Regions from separate parts of the Mus musculus genome. Here region 1 is linked to region 2. The links are chromatin contacts, found by Hi-C in ENCODE. All regions are on one chromosome and are shown on one strand. Each heading gives the region's core, a stretch centred on a gene start or an enhancer-like site at or near the end of the contact. The rest is flanking DNA. Distances are from core to core; before and after follow the strand shown.

What was found. Hi-C counts contacts between places; a loop is a spot of excess contacts on that map.
Region 1: a loop to region 2 is called in a map of heart, with 15 times the contacts of the local background. The contact joins the enhancer-like site here to the promoter of Vcan in region 2. A Hi-C loop is called at or near these places in 2 of 37 maps with a recorded cell type or tissue (heart and left cerebral cortex).

Annotation. Positions count from the first base shown.
Region 1 is chr13:90,881,599-90,887,606 of GRCm38, forward strand. It overlaps Atp6ap1l (ATPase, H+ transporting, lysosomal accessory protein 1-like), which reads right to left. Exons shown (of 7, transcript NM_001145879.1): 6 at 4,956-5,196; 7 at 1,851-2,255. The coding sequence ends at 1,953. Among named protein-coding and RNA genes, the nearest start is that of Atp6ap1l, 21 kb to the right of the region's middle. Within about 2 kb of position 4,578, at least 1 of the 3 ENCODE cell types and tissues checked has a DNase peak (open chromatin) inside an H3K27ac peak, as active enhancers do; it is heart, where a contact is called at or near this core.
Region 2 is chr13:89,738,125-89,744,086 of GRCm38, forward strand. It overlaps Vcan (versican), which reads right to left and starts at 4,388. Exons shown (of 15, transcript NM_001081249.1): 1 at 3,949-4,388. Gm4117 (a long non-coding RNA gene) reads left to right here. Exons shown (of 2, transcript XR_003950663.1): 1 at 1-1,466.

The DNA of each region.
Region 1 (6,008 bases), core at 3,328-5,827, 1.1 Mb after region 2:
CAGTCTACCTGCCTCTCTCTTAATTTAAAATCTCTAGCTCACCTTTTCCTGCATATAGAGTAAGTTTGCCAATACGTAGGGTGATGGTACACCCCAGTTTCCCTGGCACTGTTCATGTCATCTATCATGGAACTTTAATGACATTTCTTTTCACTCTCAAAAGCATCCTAATTAGAGCAGTAATCTGCCTAGTTTTCATATACTTATAACCTATTTAAAAGCTTTCATATCACCAGTGAATAATCAAGGCCACAACAGTGAAAATCCAGCTGTCACTGCTGAACTGTTTGGTCTGAGTTCCCCATTTTTACTATTAACAGAAATTCTGTTGGTTTCAAGCAATCTAGAGCAGAGATAGATCATCTTGGGTTTCCTTTTTTTTTTTTTTTCCTAAGCGTCTCTTTTCTGCAGTCCTCTCTGTTGAATCAGTTACATGAACAGGGAATCTTAGCTCCAGACTACCAAGTCTACTCCAAATATCCAAACAAAAGGAGCTTCATATGAAGTATTTTCATCTTTCACACTTTGACAAGGTTAGGACCCCAACTTTCACTCAGCAAGTAATGACACAGCCAAAAGAAATGCTCAGCTGACTGTTGCATCAGAAATGTCAGGGCTCATTACCCACTGCTTGTTACCTAAGGTGGACAACAGTCCTGTCACCAGAGCCTCCTGTAGTCCTTTCCTTTGTGTGCATTCTGAGTTTGGTGGAAGAGTGTTCTTAGTAAGCCTCAGTCATGCCCAGACTCAGGAGAGGGAGATACAATGCCCTTCTTAACCTTGCCAGCTCTGTCACAAGGAAAGTTCACTGCAGCTTTGGAGAGATGGAGAATGAGCCAATCTTCAGATCTTCTAAGACCTGAAAAGGAGGATCCATGAGGAAGAATGTGGTAGTAAGAACACATGTGGTGGCTCCAGAATTTCTACTAAGAAAGGGGTTAGGACACACTCTAGCTGGATGGGAATTAGAGGGCTTGTCCCACAAGGTGGGTTGTACAGCATGCACACTCTTCATCAGAGGTTCACATGATAGTCTACAAAAGTCTGCCACACACAAGTGAGGCCAACCTGGGCCCACAGCCAGATGGCAAGAACATGACTATCACCCCTACCACACAGCATGGGCTGTGCTACTTCTGAATGACAAAGGCCTTGTCCTGAAAGCTTTCCAGAGAGAGCACTCGGAAAGAGAGAAATAGAAAACTACTTTTTAAGATGATGTTCAACATAATTTCTGGGGGAAAAGTGTAAATTGTGTTCCAAAGACTTAAAGATCTGAACTTTTCCCGTCAACTTTCTCTCCCCTTCTCTGGTTCTTATGTCAAGGTTTCTATGATGAGGAGGGAAATGTTTATTTGCTTTATGACTATAAATCAGTATCAGTGTTCATCCCTGAAAAAAGTCAGGGCAGCAACTCAGACAGAACCAGAGTCTACAGGCAGGAGTTGACACAGAGGCCATGGAAGGGTGCTGCCTGTTGGCTTGCTCCTCATGACTTGCTCAGCCTACATTCTTATAGAACCCGGGATCACCAACCCAGGATGCACCACACCACTCACCATGGGCTGGGTTCTCCTCATCAATCACCAATTATAAAAATGTTCTACATTCTTGCCTACAGCTCAGTTGAGGTTCCCTCCTCTTAATGACTATAGCTTGGGTCAAGCTGACATAAAACTAGCCAGGACATTCCCTTTCTTCATCTTTTTCTTCACTATGTCCAGGCACTTTTGGGGAACAGTGGTACTTACCTCTGTGGGATCCCTTGAGATACTTTTTCACTGCCCTAGACCTACCTAGCAAAGTCAACAAATGCTAAAAAACCAACTCGTTGCCAAGATTTTTCCTTTTCTCTTTTTTTAATCAAACAATTCACAAGTCAGACATCACAAAAGAGAACAGAGTCTTTCGGAGATGGCTTGGCCTCGGTGAGGGGACAGAAACTCGTGCTGTTAAATGTAGATTTTGCAGATCTGTTGGTTCCTTAGCTCATAGCATTCGGCTCCCTGGCTGCCCAGAAGTTCCTTCTCCTCTCCTGTGTCCAACGCTCTCAGAGACGGGAAGTGGTCAGGAGAGGTGATAAACTCATAATGACGGTCCAGATAGCGCAGGTAGATGAGCATATGCAACGCATAGGCCAGCACCAGCAACAGAATCAGAGACATGGCCAGACCGATCAGAATAGCCGGTGAGAAGGAAGAGCTGCAGTCTCGGGCCTGAGCAAACTGTGCCCCCTTGATGGAGAAGCCTTGGATCTGTGCACACAAAGAAAAGAAGAAACCCATGCATTCCCTCCAAGTGTCAATTCACATTGTGTTAGTGGTTCTGGGACCCAATTCACCAAATTTTACATGCTGTGGTTAGTTTTCATTACCAACTTTCCATAACTGGAACCACCTAAGAAGAGAATGTCAGAGAAGGACTATATCAGATTCTCTGTGGGCATGTCTAGGGGCAAGGGAACATCTTGATTATGCAAATATAATGTGTGAAGATCGAGCCCACTGCAGGTGGCACCATCCCTAGGCTCACATCCCAGACTGTATAAACACCAAGTAAGTGAGCTGAGGTCTAGGTATGCATGCAGCTATGCTCTCGACTATGGATGTAGCTGTTTGCTTCAAGTTTGTGCTGCCTTGACTTACTGTACTGATGGGCTGGAACCTAGAATTGTGAGTCAAATAAAGTGTTTCTCCCTTAAATAATCTTTACATCAGGATACTGTAGCAAGAAAATGAGAAAAGGAGCTAGGACACATTTCACACCCTATTGTAGGATAGTTGGAGTACGTAATCTGATAAATATGATTCTGCTTACTCAGACAATGAAGTTTTGTCTGTTTTGAGAGCTCACAGTATAGCACAGGCTGGCCTCAAACTCACTGTCTTTCCCCTGCTTCAGATCCATGTGTGCTGGAATCATAGACAGGAGCCATCATCCCTGGCTGGAAACTTGATTTGCAAAGAAAACTGACCAACCATTCTGGGATGGATCAGCTGTGACAACTAAAACTGAAACGAAACTTCTTTTAATCTGATTTTTAGAACTATTTGAATTCATATAAAATAGCATGTCTGCTATGTCTCTAACTCCAAGGAAGCTCTGGGTTTGGTAAGTATGGTGTGTGATGTCATTGACAGGGAGTGGTTGGAAAGCATCTCTCAGGGAGGACATGAGTCCTGGCGTGGTAAAAACCCAAACTGAGGCACACACTGAAGGCTTTTTATATACCAGATACTGCTGACCCAACAGAGTCTTCATAGCAGCCCATGGGCAAGTGACTATTTTACTGTAGCTTAAAGAAGAGCCTGGGGCTCGGGAAAGTTCTGTAACTCACCTGGAGTCACACAGCAGAAAGCGTGTGGTAATAAAATTTACACATGAAAAACCTGGTTTCATACACATGTGGCTTCATACGACTCCACAGCTTTTGGTATTGTCTATCTCTTTCCTTGTCACTACCATAGAAGGCTGTATGTGGGTCATATGCAAATACCATGCCATTGTATATAAGGGGCTTGAGAATTCGTGGCTTTGGTAACCATGGAAGGAATTAGGGTCTGCAACCACTCTCTTGGGCCTACCAAGGGACAAATGTTTATTCTACAAGAAATGCCAGCAAACCTGCAGAGTGGACAGCACTCTCCTGCGGACATTCCTCTCCCCTGGCCTGAGCTTGCATCCATGCTTCTGTTTACATTCTTGGTGCTTCCACAAAGCTAGCATGCCATTCACTGTGAGGAAGGCAGTTTCACGCGTGCAGGTTACACAATCCTGAGGAGGGATGTGCGTCTTACAGCAAGTTCTCTGGGGCCTCGGGGGGGGGGGGGCCCTGTGAATACGTACTGGGGTGCTCCTCCCTTCTGCTGCTGCTCCAAAGCCTCAAAGCCTTGCTCAGCCAGCACAGAAGTCAAATCCTGTGAGTCTGCGAACCAGTCGTCCCTGGTGGCTGCAAAGTCCTCCTCTGACCTCTCTTCCTTTCCTTCATTCGAAACCCCCATCCCTGGTCTTTGAGCAAGTGTTTGTTTTATTATTTCGGCTACAAAATGTACATAACATAAAATGGGCCGTCTTAACCACTAGCACATGCTGGTATAAGTGCCACTGTCATTCCATGCCTGGAATGGTCCTGAGTATTGCACACATACGAAGTCACCTACTTTCTACATGGATGAAGACAGGACATATATGGACAAGGTGAAGTAACCTAGCCATGTGGTAGAGGAGCGATTTTAAACTCCTATCTGCCTGACTCCAAAATGCGTGTTATTCCCATCTTCCCTTGGCCTTTCATCAACGCTATGCCTCCTCCAAGCTGAGAGAAATAGACATGAATCTATACACCCATGTAAATAAAGAACAAGCGGGAACATGCATGCCCTTATAAGGGATGTGCAATGCCATGCATGCTGCTTCAGTGAGTAAGACAGGCCGCAGGTAAACAAGATTAGAGGGACTTGAGAGAATGTCTCTCAGCTGGGACGCTGACTGCAAAGGCGCCTGTCATGCTCACATGTGTTTCTCCCAGGTTTTCAAGCTCTCTGGGCTATTTTTGATGGCTGACGATTCCATTCCCAGGCTAACTGTCAACACTGTCTTTCCCACTTCAGATGTACTTCTAATCTGCCCTGATAAGATCGCTGTTTACTCCCAGAAGGGCTCTCCTCACAGAGCTCTGGGCCCAGGAAATGTCAGTCACCGGGCTTCAGCCACAGCTGCACTAGGGTTTAGATAAGTACCTGGGAAGTGGGTAAACAGGAAAGTAAACGCGAGCCCTGGAGGGCTCAGGCAGAAGAAACTCTCCACCCTGCTCCATCTCACACCTCAGAAGATCCAGAATAAACCAACACTACCTTAAAGGTACTGCACGGACACTCTTCCTTAAGCGTCCTGTTTTGGGTTACTTCAACTGAGTTTCTTTGGCACCAAGTAAAGAGTGCGTTTTAGTTTATTACCTGGAAATCAATAAACGTGACCTCCCACAGGCTTGTCACATCATCTGAGCTGCTAAGCAACAGTAGGGCATCATTCCGCCGCAGGCTGCTGACCCGTTGGCAGCGGTAGGAGTAAGTTGACAGAGCATATATACCGGTTGCGTTAAAAGTTGCTTGCACCGAATTGTTGAAGATTATCTCGACGCGGTGTAAACTAAACCAACTCTGGCTGGCCAGCTTGTTGTAATTGGTTAGGGTGAACCTGAAAAGGATCGAACATTAAGTGTTAGCTGGAGCGTTTTTTTTTTTTTTTTTTTTTTTTTTTTAACTGTCTCAAGCCGGGCGTCATCCGTGAACAGTACAATGGCGCCCTCTTTTGTCAGGCTGTGGAATTGGGAAGAGGCTTTTCCGGAGCCAAACCAGAGCCAGGTTGGTAAGAAGGCACATGATTGGGAACAAGAAAAAGAATAATACAAAAATCCTCCAGGGACGAAGTGGGAGGGCGCTTTTTTATTTTCTTTTCTAAGAATCAAATTGTATGTATATTATTGCATGTTATGTTCATTATCAAATTTAATTAAAACTTAGGTGTATATTAACACAGAATTAGTCATAAAATAATAGCAATAGGTTTCTTACATTATCCCAGTGTCATATATGAGGAATTGAGTCTAGGGGGACAAAACCACTTGCCTAGTTTCTCTCCTATGTTGTGTTTAAACTGCCTGTCAGATTCAACCTGAGACCATCACCCTCACCACTAACGATTAACGTGGAACATTCTCTAGTCATGAAAAAGTATAGTGTATTCATGATAATTTTATTTTAAAAGATGAGACATTACATAGAAAATTTCAAGACTGACAGACTTAGAACATTGGTAGTAATTGGAAATACTGGTTGAATTATCAATTATTTTCTTGTTCTTATAGCTCAATATTTCTGATCTTTCTGTTCTCGTGGATTCTCCTTATTCTATTTGTGTTCATGGAGAGTCCTGGGAGCTGAGGTAGAAAGAACACTTCTGAACAATCTAATTCTAGGTAGAGGCTAGGGTGTTGATACTCTCCATGA
Region 2 (5,962 bases), core at 3,138-5,637:
AAACGTTACTCATACATAGACAGAGGCAGCATGGAATACCACAGGGATTTCCCTGCAGTTAGTAGAAGCCACGAAAGGGGGTAAGCCTGACTGCATAAATACCTATTAACCTGAAGAAATTCTTTTCAAACTTTCTCTCTCTCTTTCTTTTTTTTTTTTAAGGAAGGAAATAAGACTTATTATAAAGAGGCTTAAATTTTCAAACCACCAAGAAAAAGCAAACTTTGAACTCTTACATAAATTCTAAGTGATGCTCTTGAATCCCATCCTTTCTACCACCCACAAGAAGATTAAGGACTGTGGACTTCCTGCTGGAGGAAGTAATTGCTCAACTGCTTGGGAATCTATTGGAACCCTTTGTAGCATTCGTGGGGACATGCAGATGCAATTTGTCAAGTATTCCTTTATTACATTGTGACTCAGAACTAGAACTCAGGTGCTTTGGGACCCCCTCCTTGCTATGTTCCTCTTACAAATGGTAATCCGCTCCACCTCAGACAACTATCTGATACTTCCACTAATGTTTTCCTATTAAATCCAGAACATTTCATTTTAGGCTTTTATGTGAATGTTTTCTTAGTTTGACACAGTTGCCAACCAGTACTTAGCACAATTTAGGCCATAGCTTTTAGAGAGAAGAAGAAAGGAAAAAAACAAAAAACAAAAACCACGATAATGGACCACTTATAAACAGAATTTAAGGTGGGAGAGAGGATCATTAAAACCTAGCTTTTCCGAATTAGAAGCTGGAGAATTTACAGTGAAGACCTTAGTAGCAGGGTCCAGTCTAAATCATGAGACCAACCGCAGCGCTCTCCCCTCCCCCACCCAACCCCTAAACGCTGCAGCTGCCAACCCAGCTCTTTATCAGCCATTTGGTCAACTTGTGCTAGACACCTACCCCCTGCCCTTTCCTGCCCACTCTAATGATCCTGGTTGATACTCAATTACAGCAGAATTAATTTTGTCTCTGGCTAAATGTGGTCTTTAGGAATGTAAATGTATTTCAAAACGAATGCATGGAGCAATCGCAAATTTGTCTCATTTTCATGCCAAGATTTGACTTAGAATAAATCATCACTTTTCCTCCTTTTAAAGCAAAAACCCTGTACTTGCATATCACTTCCCCAAAAAAGCAAGAGAAAACAGTATTTTAACGGCTTTTAACTTGAGTCTTTGGTGCCATCTTAATAGAAGTTGGATCCGCTCCAGCTTCAGCTAGCCTTTGGAGCTCAGGAGACACGCCAGCCGAGGCCCCACCCGGGTTCAGCCCAGCCCCGCCCCAGTTGGCCGCAGCCGCTGGAGACCTAGGCTAAGCGACTCGCCCGAGCAGCTGTGCAGCTGTCTGGGAGCCCAGGAAGTCACACCCGTCTCGCGCACTGAGCTGAAGCTCCAGCCCACGTGGCGAATAGCGAACCCCCCGGCGCTGAAGGGAGTGCCTAGCCGGGCCCCTCCTCCAAACCAGGGTGAGTTTAGGGGCTGGGGAGGCTAGCCCCTCTCCGCTGTAGGCGGGGCCGGACCACCTCTGTTTCTGTAGCTGCTTCCCAGGCCAGCACCAGGCAAGGATGCGCTCGCTATCATTATCGTTTTCCGCATAACAGACACGAAAGTGAGAACAAAATTTCGAAACGAGTTCTTCCGGCTCCTGGCTATTGCATCCATCTGTTTCGTTTTCTTTTTTCTTTATCCGCCGACCCTCCATTGTCCCACTCTTTCCCAGTGGAAAAACTCTTTTCCTCTGCCTCTAGGCGCCCGCCTTCTTCCCAGTTTCCATGTGCAACGCCTGTCCTGATGTTGAGAAAGTTAAGTTTGGGATGAGGAGTGGGGGGAGGGGGGGTTCTTTTACAATAGCCTGGAACAGAGTCCTAGCATTGTGACCAAGGACCTTAGCGAAATTTGCCAAAGCAAGTGCCTTTATTACTTTTCTTAATGATGAGTAAATTGCACGTCAGGAAACTACAAACCTGACTCTGTCACCAGCGTTGTGAGTCCGCCCAGCTGCAGGCGCCTCCCAGAGCGCCGCGGGAAGCCACGCGGATGAAAGAAAAGGAGCCCGTGTTTTGGGGAAGACCAAATTCCCTTCTTTTTGTCTCCTCCAAACCCCAAAGACTCACTTTCCAGATTCTGAAGTGGAAAACTGACTATTAAAGGAGAACTGGGTCTTCTCTTTGAACCAAAGGATATGAAAGTGGTTTTCTGGCCCTATTTTCCGCTTGTGCTGAATTCTTCCATCAGGGGGAGCCCACGCCTACTACAAAACTCCCTATTCCTAGACATCTGGGTTCTGCTAGTCCGAAACACCCAACTGCAAGCAGATCTTAAGGAGCGCACCGCCTCCGCCCCCCCCCACCCCCCGCCCTTGCTCCTCCCTCTGGGCCTGCCTCCTTGGACAGAGACGGAAGGGACTTCACACTAGCCATTCATTTGTGAGCCGTGGGGGAGGGGACGCAAAAGCGCAGAGGAGGTAGAAAGGGGAAAGAGAAGACAGAGAAGATGGAGACTGAGAAAGAGACACAAAGATGAGGGAACACAGATAGCGAGTCTCCACTGTGGGTGTACTTGAGGCAGTATTGCCCTGCAGCCTCGGGGGAGATTTCTTTCCCTTTCCTCGGGATCCCGAGAACACGTAGGACATGCGGAGGCGAACGTAGTTGGATCCGAGAGCAAATAGTTTAGGCTATGACATTATTTTCTTACCACTATTTCTTCTGTCTAACCCCTCTGAGCAGTCCACGCCCATTGACACCGAGAACAAACCGAGACAACCGGGATGTCCCGGGTCTGCAGGCACTAGAGAAGTCTCTGCAATGCCCACGCCTACTCAGGGCAGTAGGACTTTCTCAGCCAGGGCGTCCCCGGGGAAACCCGGCACGCACTCTCCACAACCACTCCACCAGCCCGTAAAGTTGCTCAACTCAAGTGGAGAAATGGGAGCGGATGAAGATACAGAAGGGAACAGAGGACTGCTGTAATCCAGGCGAGAAGACTGCACCAATTGGTCCCCAACTCGAGTCTCCACGCCACCTTTGTCTGGAGAATCTATGGGTCCTGGTTTGCTAGTAAAGATTGGGGGACAAGCCTTCATTTCGTTTTCCAGAGCGAGGGGGGAGATACTGCACACCCCTCCAGTTCAGGGAAAGCTTTCCCGCCCAGGAGCCTCCCAGACCTCTACGGTGTTCCAACAACCCCACCCCCATCCAATGCGCCTTCCCGGCTGGCTCGGGAGCACCACGCGCAGGACAAAAGAACACAGGGGCAACGTGAGAGAGCTTTGACAGCCCTCAAGTCATCAAAGAAAAGCAGCCCCAGGACCCTACCCAACCCCTGCCAGATAGCCTCCCACATTGCCTGAGGGGTTGGGGGAAAGGGTCATGTCCGTGCAGGTCCTGGGCCGCTAAAGTATCCTGCTGCCTTGTCAGGAGCTGCCCAGAGGTGACTTTCCAGGAACCAAAGATACTGACCACACACACGGAGCCAGGAAACCAGGTGGTCTGCCCTAAGGTGGTTTCAGGGGCTTGCATTTGGGCAAGTTTGGGGACTCTCCATTCAAACTTTTGCCTCGACCACTTTAAAGAGAACAAAATCAAGGTGTGAGGAGTCCATTCCATTCCTCCAACTCAAGATAGCAGGACTTTTCTAGGATTTCGCTACAAAATCCCTTCCCCCTATTCGGTTTGTCCTTTTCCTCTACCCCACCCCGGACTTCTTTTGTCTAGCTCTTTTTCAGCACCAAGGTCTATCTGAATTCATCTCTTTAACAAGTTACCTTCATGTTTGAAAGTGCGCACATTTTTCTAACTTCGCCTTACAGCTAGTCCTCTTGGCTTTAATTAAAGCCCTCTTCCAATTACAATGTGAGTCTTTCCCCCTACTAAGCTGGACGGTTTTCTTTTCCCAACAAGTTTTCCCTCTTTCTTTTAAATGGGGGAACAAAAGAAAAGTGATTACCTTGAAAGGCGGCTTACTGCAGTTTTCGGGGTGGAAATTCACTGCTGAGCTGTGAGAAAGGGCTCCGCGTTGCCCCGGAAGATCACATAGGAAGCGCGGTGGCCTGGGGAAGGGTGCAGCGAGTGCGGGACAGAGCTGGAGAGGAGAGAGGATGCGCTGGTAGCGGCAGATCCTTGTCCCAGCGCTTGGCCACAGCACCTAATGCTCACAGCTGCTGCGCCCGCGCTCCTTGAGTTCTTCGCCCAGAAAGGCTCGGGGCAGCTCGCCTGCAAGTTCAAATGCGGGTTGTGACACCCACCGTCATTATATCACTGTACCGTCAGAGCCGAGGAGGAGACTCAGCGAGAAGGAGGAGGGAGAGGAGGAGGAGGGTTCATTCACAGGCTCCTGAAGAGCTCCGTAGCTCAGTCACTCCAAAGAGCCCAAGCTTGGAAACAGGCGGAGGGGCGGAAAGGAGCTCCCTCAGCCTGCGGTAGGGACCGCCTGCCTCCCTGGCCAGGCACTCCCACCTCTCAGCGTTTCTTCCTGATGAGAAGTACCAATCGGCTGGGGGTGGGGGGAATCCGTGCTCCTCATTCAACGACTCGGTACCACCTCGCTGTGCAGTCTCAAACAACTGCCTTCCCACCCATCCCCACCCCACCCCCTCTTCCCCGCCCTGGGCTGCTACTTCTGAATTAGGGGAAAGGAGTCCCCAGGCTCTGCTGCGGCCAGCAAGCACAGAGCAATTAAGTATGGTCAGTCCTTAGGAGCGGACGGGACTCTATAACATCAGCCAAGAACTTGCGTATAATGTGTTTAATGCGACCACGGAGCTTGCTCGTCCCATCAGAAGAGGTGTCAGGCTCAATGCTCCTGCCAACCTGAAAGAGATACTGAGAAAGTGAGATCCCAAGCCCCAGGGAGACGCAAAAGCTTTTCGTGACTGCTCTCCCTAGGGAACTGCCCAATGGGGAGCCCGCGGCATCAGGCCCTACACAAAGACCCTGGCAATAAAGGGTTGGACAGGAAATCCCCCCAAGCAATCCCTTGTCCCATTCAAAGAGAATCCTTTCTCTGACACAAATCCGCGTCTTTCCTTAAATGTATTTCGCTTCCTTCCTTCTTCCATACCTCTGTCTTTCACAGGATATCTTGCAGAATTTTCTGCCTAACTCAGATTTCTTTGACTTACCAGTCTTTCCATGTTGTCTGGAAATGGAATCTTTCACGTTCGCAATTTTTTTTTTCCCCTACTCAGGCTTATCCATCGATGTAAACAACATCAATATAGAGAAGCACACCCTTCACTGAATCACAAAAGACTCCATTAGGACCTTAAAGAGCAAAGGGTCAAACAGTTAATACAAAGGATTTCTGACCCTCACAAAAGGGCGACTTTGAATTTTCCGTTACGTTGAAGTCTAGTATGAGTTTCTAGAGAGAGGACAAAATAAGTTCGCAAGACATGTCGAAGTAACTCTCAGGGTACTGAAACAATTACAAACTTTTCCTCCTACACCAATATGGAAATATCCTTGTAATTATTGACTCTGAATGTTTTGCTTAGAGAATGACATCAAACACAGGGCTTCAGAAACGGTAGTGATTAACGCAGAGAGTTTGTCTTTACCCTGGATTTCTTTAATTAGATTGGCTGCCAACCACAGTTCTAAAGTTGTAACCTAGACCCTTCTGCATGTGGGCTCCTTTTCTAAGGTTTGTAGATTCAATATGATCATAGATCTTAAGTGATAAACATGTGGTAGGATTATCAGTACAATTTCATCCCCCGGTGTGTATTTCATGTGTCCTTTTACTTACACTCACTGTAGTGAGTGACTTAACTGTACTACGGGCCATTTCGAAATCAGTTTGGCTTACAGTGACTTATTTAACCTTTATGCGACGATTGTACTGCCATTACTAAAACTGAAATTTCATCCCATATATTGTGCAGAATGAGAGCCACATCTTGACATCAGACTTCAGTCACTGCATTTAACATGCCAACACAACCAGGTATGGAAAGAGA